Linked DNA regions of Homo sapiens: region 1 is linked to region 2. A link is a loop called in an ENCODE intact Hi-C map of the cell type or tissue named here. Cell type or tissue: Calu3. All regions are shown on one strand.

What was found. Peaks named below come from ENCODE experiments on the same cell type or tissue, not always from the same donor. Only the 100,000 strongest peaks of a DNase experiment are listed, where the experiment ranks them.
Region 1: a loop joins it to region 2, with 2.5 times the contacts of the local background. A loop is called at or near these places in 2 of 110 quality-filtered maps.

What each region holds. Positions count from the first base shown.
Region 1 is chr2:186,128,130-186,133,129 of GRCh38, reverse strand. No RefSeq gene overlaps it. Among named protein-coding and RNA genes, the nearest start is that of LINC01473, 44 kb to the right of the region's middle. In Calu3, no CTCF peak of the experiment used is centred here; DNase peaks (open chromatin) are centred at 2,999 and 3,259.
Region 2 is chr2:185,736,793-185,741,792 of GRCh38, reverse strand. It overlaps FSIP2 (fibrous sheath interacting protein 2), which reads right to left and starts at 2,989. Exons shown (of 23, transcript NM_173651.4): 1 at 2,800-2,989; 2 at 2,322-2,447. The coding sequence starts at 2,898. FSIP2-AS2 (FSIP2 antisense RNA 2) reads left to right here and starts at 1,316. Exons shown (of 3, transcript NR_110217.1): 1 at 1,316-1,414. RefSeq lists a silencer at 2,588-2,857. In Calu3, a CTCF peak has its summit at 2,729 (motif pointing right); a DNase peak (open chromatin) is centred at 2,762.

The DNA.
Region 1 (5,000 bases), 390 kb before region 2:
ACGGTGACACTGTCTTGACTCCATGGGGAGAGGAGAGCAGAAGCTCTGTGTTTGATTCTTTTTCCATGGATTTTCTGTCCTATGTGCTTCCTCCCTTAGATGATCTTAATCTGTATCCTTCCTCTGTAATAAGCCATACTAGTAGAACAGCTTTCAGTGAGTTCTGTGAGTCCTTCTAAAGAATTGTTGAACCTGAGGGTGGTTTGAGGAACCTCCAAACTTATGTTGATGTCAGAAGTAGGAACAGTCTTATGTGGCCTAGGCTCCCTCTAACTACATACACAGTTATGTAATGAACTTTAAAACCACATGAATCTTTATTACACATCGAATTGATTGGCAAAAATTACAATACCAACTTTGGTTGAAAATTGTCACTAATTTGGAAAACAGTTAGGGATTTAGTGAAGATGAAGATAAATCCTGATTGTGATTTATGGCTATAGCAGAGGAAGTTGATTGTTCAAGATCTTGGAGTAGAACTCAAGGCATATGCTTTATGCACTTTTTTCTTTAAGCACATTTTATATCACAATGTAAATGCAAGAACTGAAATAAAATTTACAGAGACTATAGGTAATAACACCACAATGTTGATAGTGAGGTATCAGATCATTTAAAAATCTTCTTTTGTGCTTTTCAATGTTTTGCCATTAAGCTGTATTATTGTTAGAGTAAAAAGAGTAATAGACTTATAAATAAAGAAATTAAAAATGTGTGGTATTTGTGGTGTAAGTGTTAAAGAATTGATGCAACAACATCAGAGAAGATAGAACGGTGGCTACTCACAGTGTCCAGTTGAAGTAACAGTGGTTCAAGTTCTGGTCACCAGCTTTTGTACCTAGAAAAATAGTTTTGTGAGTGCTCCCAAAGTTGACTTATTGGTTGAGGACTGATGAGTAACTGACATGGACCTTGAAATTATGTGTTTACTTTTATAATTGGGATAATGCTACCTGTCAGAATGTTTCCTTCCCTGCCTATGGGAACATGGGAAGCTCAATTTAATTAGAAGGTAGTTTTGTAATGCATTCTATAGACTGCAGCAAAGCAGAACGATCAAGGCCTCTCTAAGCAGTCACCTGATTCTCAGCCTTCCAGATATAGGCTGTTACTGTTTTAGAGAATCTGGGATAGGGCCGGATGTGGTGGCTTACACCTGTAATCCCAGCACTTTGGGAGGCTGAGGCGGGCGGATCACCTGAGCTTAGGAGTTCGAGACCAGCCTGGCCAACATGCTGAAACCTTGTCTCTACTAAAAATACAAAAATTAGCCAGACATGGTGGTGCATGCCTACAGTCCCAGCTATTCAGGAAGCTGAGGTAGGAGAATTGCTTGAACCTGGGAAGTGGAGGTTGCAGTGAGCCAAGATCATGCCACTGCACTCCAGGGTAGGCGACAGTGAGAGATTCCATCTCAAGAACCAAAAAAAAAAAAGAGAATCTGGGATAAACCCTGCCAAATTCCTATTTCCTGAACCCACTTTTGTAAGGTCTTATGTAGAATCCACCTAGTCACAAGTGACCTTTTTTCTTTTTCTTTTAGGTATCTTTCTCCCATTAATTAAACAAAAGTTGTCTTTCAAATTCTAATGGAGATGATTAGATTTGTAGGCTTTAGTCTTCCTGCTTTGTCCTAGGCAACGTCCCTTCTTGTTAGGAGGCCCCTGAAGATGATTAATTTCATCCATTATGCATTAATTTCAGGAGGTTAACTCTCAAAGGGCCAGGTCCTTTCTTTTTGTTTGATACTCACTCTAGCTCTCTACTCAGTATATGTGACATTTAAAAATTCTTATTTAACCACAAGGTAGAATAAAGCATTTGCTCATTAAAATACCTTCTCCCTAAATGGGATTTATTACTGAATGAGAATAATGGACCTATTGTTATTATTTCTGCTCCATTTTCTTGTAAAGAATGTATTTCTTTGTGTTAGCCAAAAAAAAAAAAAATGTATAACTTGGTTTCCTTGTAGCTTTTTTGCCACTGAAATATTTTCTAGGCTACACTAATATGAAGATTTTTCAGCAATTTACAGAAATGGTGCTTCTGAGCATTCATTTTCTCTTTTACTGCTCAAAGGAAACCATGGGAACGCAGCATCCAATTTTGTTTGACAGGAGACTGGTTAGCAGACCACATGTGGTGTTTTTGTTTTGTTCTATAGCTGTTTCCACTGTGTCGTGTAATTCATCACAAGGATTTTGAGAATGGAAACTGTCACTAATCAAATATACAAAATTAATGAGTAGTTTACACCATTGCAAAGGGTAGGTAGTGAACAGTCAAGCAGAACAAAAGCAATAAGACTCTCTGGGCATAAATCCATTTCTATTTAATGAAGTTCAGGTTTCTATGTGTAATATGAAGTTGTCAGGTCATTGATAATTATCTTGCTTAATTTTGCAATCTTTTAAAGTCACAAATGACCCACTTTGCACCCACTTTACATAACCTATCAGTTAAGGATAATCATATGTTTAAAGCAACTAAGAAAAACAGTAGCAAATACAGCTATCAGTATTTTCATGGCAATTTTGGAATGAACTTGTAACCAGCACCCAGATTCCTTTTCAGTGAGTCCTGTGCTCCTGTGGCAACATATATAACATGAACCCTGGTATTGTTTTTATGTGCTTTGAAGCCAGTGGTGATATCATTTATTATGTTTGCAAAAAACTGAAGGGGCTTAGTTATGGATGTCTCACACATAGCTCATTTTAACCAAGGCATACAAACAAAAGGAGAGAAATAATAACCAGAAATCTTTGAACTCCAGACTCCCTCTTAACTAACTGCAATATTTCATACTCCCCTCCCAGTTGCATCAGCCTTCCAGTACCAAGACAACTACAGGTGTTTCCAACATAAAGTCAGCTTACCTCTAAGTTGTGTACTTTGAATTCAGAAATGTTTGCACTCAAAGACATCTCTTCCTGTAGAGTTCAGAGGTTTTTGGTTTCTTGTAACTTGAAACTACTAGCCATGGCCAGGGAAAGATTTGAGCTTTAGCTGTTTACCTTGGCACCAAAGATGCCTCTTGAGCGTTTCCTCCTGCCTAGAATCAATGGATTACATTTAAACCTACTTACTAAAATTCTACATATAAATTACAAAAGGAAACATTTTCAGATAAGAGGAACACAGGACATAGCACCCATTGAAAATATAAGAAATGTAGGATGACATTTGGGCCAAATATTTCCTTTCTAGACAAACCCCACCCTCTCTTTCCTGGGGAGACTGTCACTTGTACTTCCCTGGCTACTGGCTTCCAGCTGGGTTTGGCTGTAGTGAGTTTCAGCAGGAAATAGAGAAGGGCAATAGTGAAGTTTAGCATTTATTCTCCTGACCCTTTCCCTTAGGTCAGTCATATACCTTAAATAAAGATTACTGTTCCTTTCCCAGTGTGCTGTTGTGCACGCATTTCTCCTCTTCCTGAGTTTGATAACTTCTTCCACCATCATCTCCTGGGCCAAGCTCTGCTACTGCTAGCTCCAGGTCTCTATTGTCTCTTGTGGATTTTTTTTTTTTTTTTTTAGCCCATCACACTTTTATAATTTGTCCCGTTTTAGTAAAGTCTTCTTGAGTTATATCATTTTGAGCATGCAATCTTTTTACTGTTTAGACTGAGTGAAACACCAAAAATAGCAATAATGCTTAATTCTAAATAACAAAATAGAAGAAATAATAGCAGTTCAAAGTCCAAACTCTTGTTCCTTAATAAGAAATCCAAAAAATTGTCTCCAATTTCACCTACGTCTACCCTCATCAGACAACTAAAAAAAAAATGAAAATAAAAAAAGGGAAGGGTAAAAAAAAACCCAAAACTATAAACAGGTATAGAATTCTCTTTCTTCTGGGACTCTCCATGGCTCTGCATTTTTCTGTTCAGAACTGGACCTGGTGCCCTTCCAGCACCTGCACTCATGCTGTCCTGGAACTTCACCTTCACTGCTTTCCTTGATTAGATTCACTGCTTCCCCTATTTTATGTCTTTGGTCTTTTACTACTTCTGTTTTGTTTGGCTGTGACATGATGAGAAGACAGGTTTCCTGAGACTCTGGAAAGTTGGGCAGTAATATTTTTCAGGGATACCTGGGCACCTACTCGGCTTGTCTCTGAGGAAAAAAAATTCTTATACTAAGTTTGGTTCAAAATCCGGGAAAGCATCATTTTTCTAAAGACCTCTTTGAGTAGAAGTGCAATGGATGGTGAGGTTAAGTTCTGGTATGAAAATGAAATCATAGTATAAAAGAACAGTAGCTTAGCAGGAATTCTGAGTTTCACCAGCAGCCCTGTGCCCCACAGGGATAAAGGTTCAGAAGCCACACAAAGATACATGCTACATCTGCTCTGTGTGGACACTTCTGTTAAATTGTTTCCTTTGCCACAGAAATGAGACATTTACAGCAGGTCTATGTTTGTGGTTTATTTCTGTTGATCCTTAACCCATACTTCAATTGCAGCCGTAATGTCCATACTTCATAAGGAACTTCTAAGAGAAGGTGTATGAAAAATTAACTTTTTGAGCTTTTGTACATCGAAAAATGCTTTTACAGTTGATTGATATAATTTCTAAATATTGAATTTTAAATTTCTGCTATATTTTATAGCTAATTTCTCCATTTTTCTTGACATACTATTTTTGATGAGATAGTGGATGTCAGTCTTATTCTCATTCTTTCGTACAGCAAACTATCTCAAGGACAAAAAACCAAATACCGCATGTTCTCACTCATAGGTGGGAATTGAACAATGAGAACCCTTGGACACAGGAAGGGGAACATCATGCACCAGGGCCTGTTTTGGGGTGGGGGGAGGGGGGAGGGGGGAGGGATAGCATTATGAGATATACCTAATGTAAATGACGAGTTAATGGGTGCAGCACACCAACATGGCACATGTATATATATGTAACAAACCTGCACATTGTGCACATGTACCCTAGAACTTAAAGTATAATAAATATATATATATAAAAGAAGTTATTAACA
Region 2 (5,000 bases):
CCTTTGCATTTAAAAGCTTCTTTAAGTTTCTGACCTCTTGTTTAACATTAAACTTTAATTCCTTCCAAGGAGCCTAATCAGAAAGCTAGATTCCCTGGTTACCAATGCTTTCCTGAGAAGGCAAAGAAAGAACTCGTAAAGGGGAGAGTCTTGAATTCAGTGAATCCACATATGAAGCCCAGATCTTTCCTGGAAGGGAAACGATCAATAATAATAAGTCAAGGAGTAGATTGAATATTTCTTTCAGATGTTGACATTTAGCTGTAAACTTTTAAAAAATGTTAACTTTTAGCTGTGACAGGCATATGTTTCTCAAGACCAAACCTGAGCTCCTGACCTGTAAACTAAGAACACTTTTAAACAAATCCACCCATTTGAGCCAGAGTAACTTTTCTATTGACAATTAAAATAACTGGTTGCCCTTAAAAGGTGACTATTAACCATTACCTCATGAAGGAGAGTACACTGAAAGAGAAAATTCTTCTGAGAAATTATATGGTGACTAATTTCATTAAATGAATAAATTTTGGGAGAATTAATGTAATAAAAAATAGAACATCTTTTTGAAAAGTAGTAGACAAGTGAATTAATGGTCGACAGAGAAAATGGCAATAGAGTAAAATAATATATTTAAGGGAGGAGACAAAAGCCACAGTTCTAAGTTTATGCACTAAAGAGGAATTATATCACCTGTAATGGAATAAATTTCAAGCACGTTTTTGCAAAGTTAGTTTGTGTGGATGTGACTCAAGTTGTGTGAAGTTGGTATATTTGTAGTTCACTTGCTCTAATCTAGTAGAACAGATTAGTTTTTTTTAAAGAGCAATTATACTTTTTTTCAGAAACAAAACTTGTTTTAAGAAATCATGTTTATTTAGTGTGTTAGATTGACTGTATGCCCCCAAAATTCATATGCAATCCTAATCTTCAGTGTGATGGCATTAGGAGCTGGGGCCTTGGGGGATAATTAAGTCATGAGGGTGGAGTCCTCATCAAGGGAGATAATGTTCCTATAGAGACCACAGGGAACTCTCCAGCCTTCTTTCTACCATGCAGGGAGGTAATAATGAAAGGACTTCAAAGGACCCCCACGAGAATCTGACCATGCTGGTGTCCTGATCTTGGACTTCCAGCTCCAGAACAATGATAAATAAATTTACGTTATTTCTAAGCCACCCAGTCTATGGTACATTGTTATAACAGCCTGAACTGTATAAGACATTAAGCAAGTATCAAATACCAAGGGGTTCTATTTATTTCTGATGACATCATAGACATTAGAAGGGTAAGTGGGCCACTTAGAATTCTTTCTTGTAGAACTTTTTGCAAAACTGATAAAAGCAACCAGTCAACAAGAATGTACTAAACCTCCTTCAGCATTGACTACTTAGTCAAAGGCTGGGGAGGTTTGGGGGTAGGTGTGGTGTTAAGGACTAAAAACATGAAAAGGCTTAAGGGAAGTACACACTATAATCCAGTATGATTAACTATGGTTTGTGTAAGTGAGATCACACAAATCAAGGGCAACGTGAACTCTAAGCAAAAATAAGCTAACGGGGGGGCTATCACAGTTCAGAGAATCTTGATAGCTCAGATTCATAGACTGGGGAGAAGAAGACAAGGTATGCCAGGTTTGGGGGCAAAGTTGACAAAATACTGAAGTATTAGCATGGTATTTATGGGTAGGTGTGAAAGACTCAACTTGAAGAAGCTGAGCCTCTCTGGTTGGAGACAATGCTGGATGGAAAGGCTGGGGCAAATTATGGAGTCTCTTCCTCATTGAGGCAGGGCTTTCTTTCATTAAAGTAAGGTTAAAGTACTAAACATATTAACTCATTTTAAGTCCCACTGTTTCAGTTCTTTTTTTTTTCTTTATGTGTAAAATAGAATTCAACTCAAAACAAAATAATGTTTCCCGTGAAGAGAGTTTGGTCCAAGATACTGTCAGTTAAAATCGTAACATATCATTAAATGGCAGCTATCACTAATAACCTTTCAGCTTCTAAACATGTTTCTAAGTACATCAAATCTTACTATATAAGTATATATGAAGTTTTATTATAAGGAATATTAATATGGTACCGTGAATTGTTAATTAAGGACTAAGAATCTAAACTTTCTGGAATATGATTATGTCCAAACCATTAAGATGAAAGTGCTTCATATGCATTCTAAACAATACCTTCGGTCAGATGTGGGATTTTCTTTTTCCTGTAAATGTTGATGCAAATTCCTTTAATGAATTTTGTATGATGCAGCCTTTGAGTTAAACAGCAAGTAGTAAAGGGTAAAGGAAAGAAAGACGATAAAAACTTGTTCACCTTTTCACCGAAATTCGTAGTATAGAATACAGCATTGCTTCCTGGGATCACAGGCAGCTTGACCCCGAGAGGTAGGTCCAGTAGCTGAGCCGGTCCAACCCCTGCAAAGTGGGTTTTGTGCACGCCCTGTCAGACACAATTGGAGAGTTTTGTCTTTCCTTTTAGGCAGTATTAGTTTAGTTTAGACCAATCTACTTCCATTGCAACCAAAGACTCCGAAGAATTATACAATCAGGGTTCGGGGCATCCTGAAGTCCTCCCGTTTTCCCTGGTCACCAGCTCTCCTGGCGTCCCGCGCCTGCCAGTTGCGGCCGGTACAGTCCGAGCCACCGCCACCGCCCCCGGGCGCCGCAAGAGGGCAGCCTCCTGACGGGGGACAGTTGGGAGCCTCGCGACCCGTGTGTGGCGATCCCTGCCCCGCTCCCCAGCAGGCCTGCGGCCGCCAGAGGGCGACGCCGCCCAGCTTGCGGCCACTCACGTCTCTGCACTGCTGGGTGTCCGCGGCCAGGACGCTGGCGACCGTCTTGGTGACGGCGACTTTGGCAGGCTTGGAGCAGGCGCCGAGGTACAGCTCCATGGCCGGCACAGCCCCCTCAGCCCCTTCCTCACCCGCCCCGCTCTCCTTCTCTAGCACCCCGTTGTCCCTCTGTCCGGACCTGACCAGGAATGGCCAGAGCCCAACGACCTCAGCCCCGCCCCCCGCGTTCCAGGCTTCCAATGGTAGCGGCCCCAGAAGGGCGGTGGCCTCCTGAGGGGCGGCTCGCGCCAGCGCGTAGAGCGCCCGCAGAGCTGGGAAAATCGGTCCGAGAGGCCTGATCTGAGAGGACCACAGTTGAAACTTCATCTTTCTCTGAAACCATCACGCCTTAGCCAATCCTAACGAAAACGTATAAGCTTTGTTGGTGGGTAACTGGTTAATTTCCCCTGGCTTCCAAGGAGCCCTGTTCCGTTCAATAAAAATTCCCGAGTGATTGTTTTTGCCCATTCTACATCTTCCCCCATATAGACCACACCCCATCCCCAGGCTCCCACAGCTTCTTCCCACACCAGGTCCACAAGGCAGACGCGTTGGCTTCCTAAGGGGCTCATTGCCTTCCTCCTGCCTCTTCTGTCCCCTAGGTTTCCTTCTCCTTTCTAGCGCCCTTTACCACTCTCCCACTGCCTCCTCTCTGCTCCTGCAGCTTGATCCTATTTCCCTCTTTCTCCTCAACCATCCAGCCGAAATTTATAAAGTGCTTGACGCTTCTGGGCCAGTCATTGAGCTAAGCACTGGGCAGGACACAGCCGTGAGTAAAATATGGCCCCTGACTGTAAGAAGCTAACTAGACTGGGAGTATTCTGAGGGCAGAGACAGTATGTGTCTAACCCACCTGTTGTTTAGACTTAACTTCATACTTTCTTTGGTCCACTGCTGTTCTCTTTTATTTCTGGCCCGACTAGTAATAACAGTTACCATTTCTTCAGAATCTACTAACTTCCATATACTGTGCCAAACACCCTTTTAAACATTTATTTATTTTAGTAGCCTTATCAATAATTACTCTTTATTTTTCAAAGATTGAGGAAGACTGACAATTGCTGTTAAATGGTGGCTCCTGAGGCTGTTTTCTTAATCAGTGCACTCTGCTCTCTTTGTTGTAATTCCACACATGTGCTTAGGACTCTTAAATTTGAAATCTAAGCTTGGGATATAGTCTATTGCCAGCTTCCATATGGATATCCCACAATTGTCTTAAATTCAATCTACTCAAATCTCAACACACAACTTTCACCAAAACAGGAAAAAAAAACAAAGGCTTCTTCCTGCATTTCCTATCTCAGTGACAATACCAAAGTCTACCCAAGCCAGAAACTAAGGAATGCTTCTAGATACTTCTTTTTCCCCTTATCTCCCATGTTTAGTTGGTCCCCAAGTCCCACTAATTTTATCACTAAAATTAATTTGCCCGATTCTATCTACTCCTACTTTACTCTCCCGGTTAAGCCGCTAATCATTTTTTGTTTGTTTGTTTGTTTGCACCATTGCCACAGCCTTATAACATCTCCCTGCCACCATCTACCCCAAAAATCCATCTTGTATCAATTTGATCTTTGATGGCAAACTGACCATTTCTCTTCCTCACTTTAAACTCCCAACTGCCCTCAGCGCAAAGTGTGTAATGGCCTCTGTTACTTGGTCTCTGTATCAGTTTCTTATTGCCAGCAAATCACCACAAACTTAGTGGCTTAAATTACCACAAATATATTACCTTACAGTGATGGAGGTTAGTAATCCAAAGAGAATCTCACTGGGCAGAAACCAGTGTATTGGAAGTGCTGTGTTCTTTCTGGAAGCTCTAGATCACAACCTATGTTCTTGCCCTTTCCAGCTTCTAGAAGTTGCCTCTTCCTCACACGTTAAATCTGGCAATGTAACATCTTCAAACCTCTCTCTGACTCAGACCTCTGCTCCTTCTCTTCTACAATTAAAGAATCATTGTGATTACATTGGGCCCATCTAGGTTATCCATGCTAATTTATCTATCTTAAGATCAGCTGATTAGCAACCTTAATTCCATTAGCAATCTTAATTCCTCTTTGCTATGAAATATTCACATACTCAGTCTTGAAAATGAGGACATAGACATCTTTGGGGTACTATTATACTACCTCTCACAGCCCTGTTTTTGTCCATCTCTG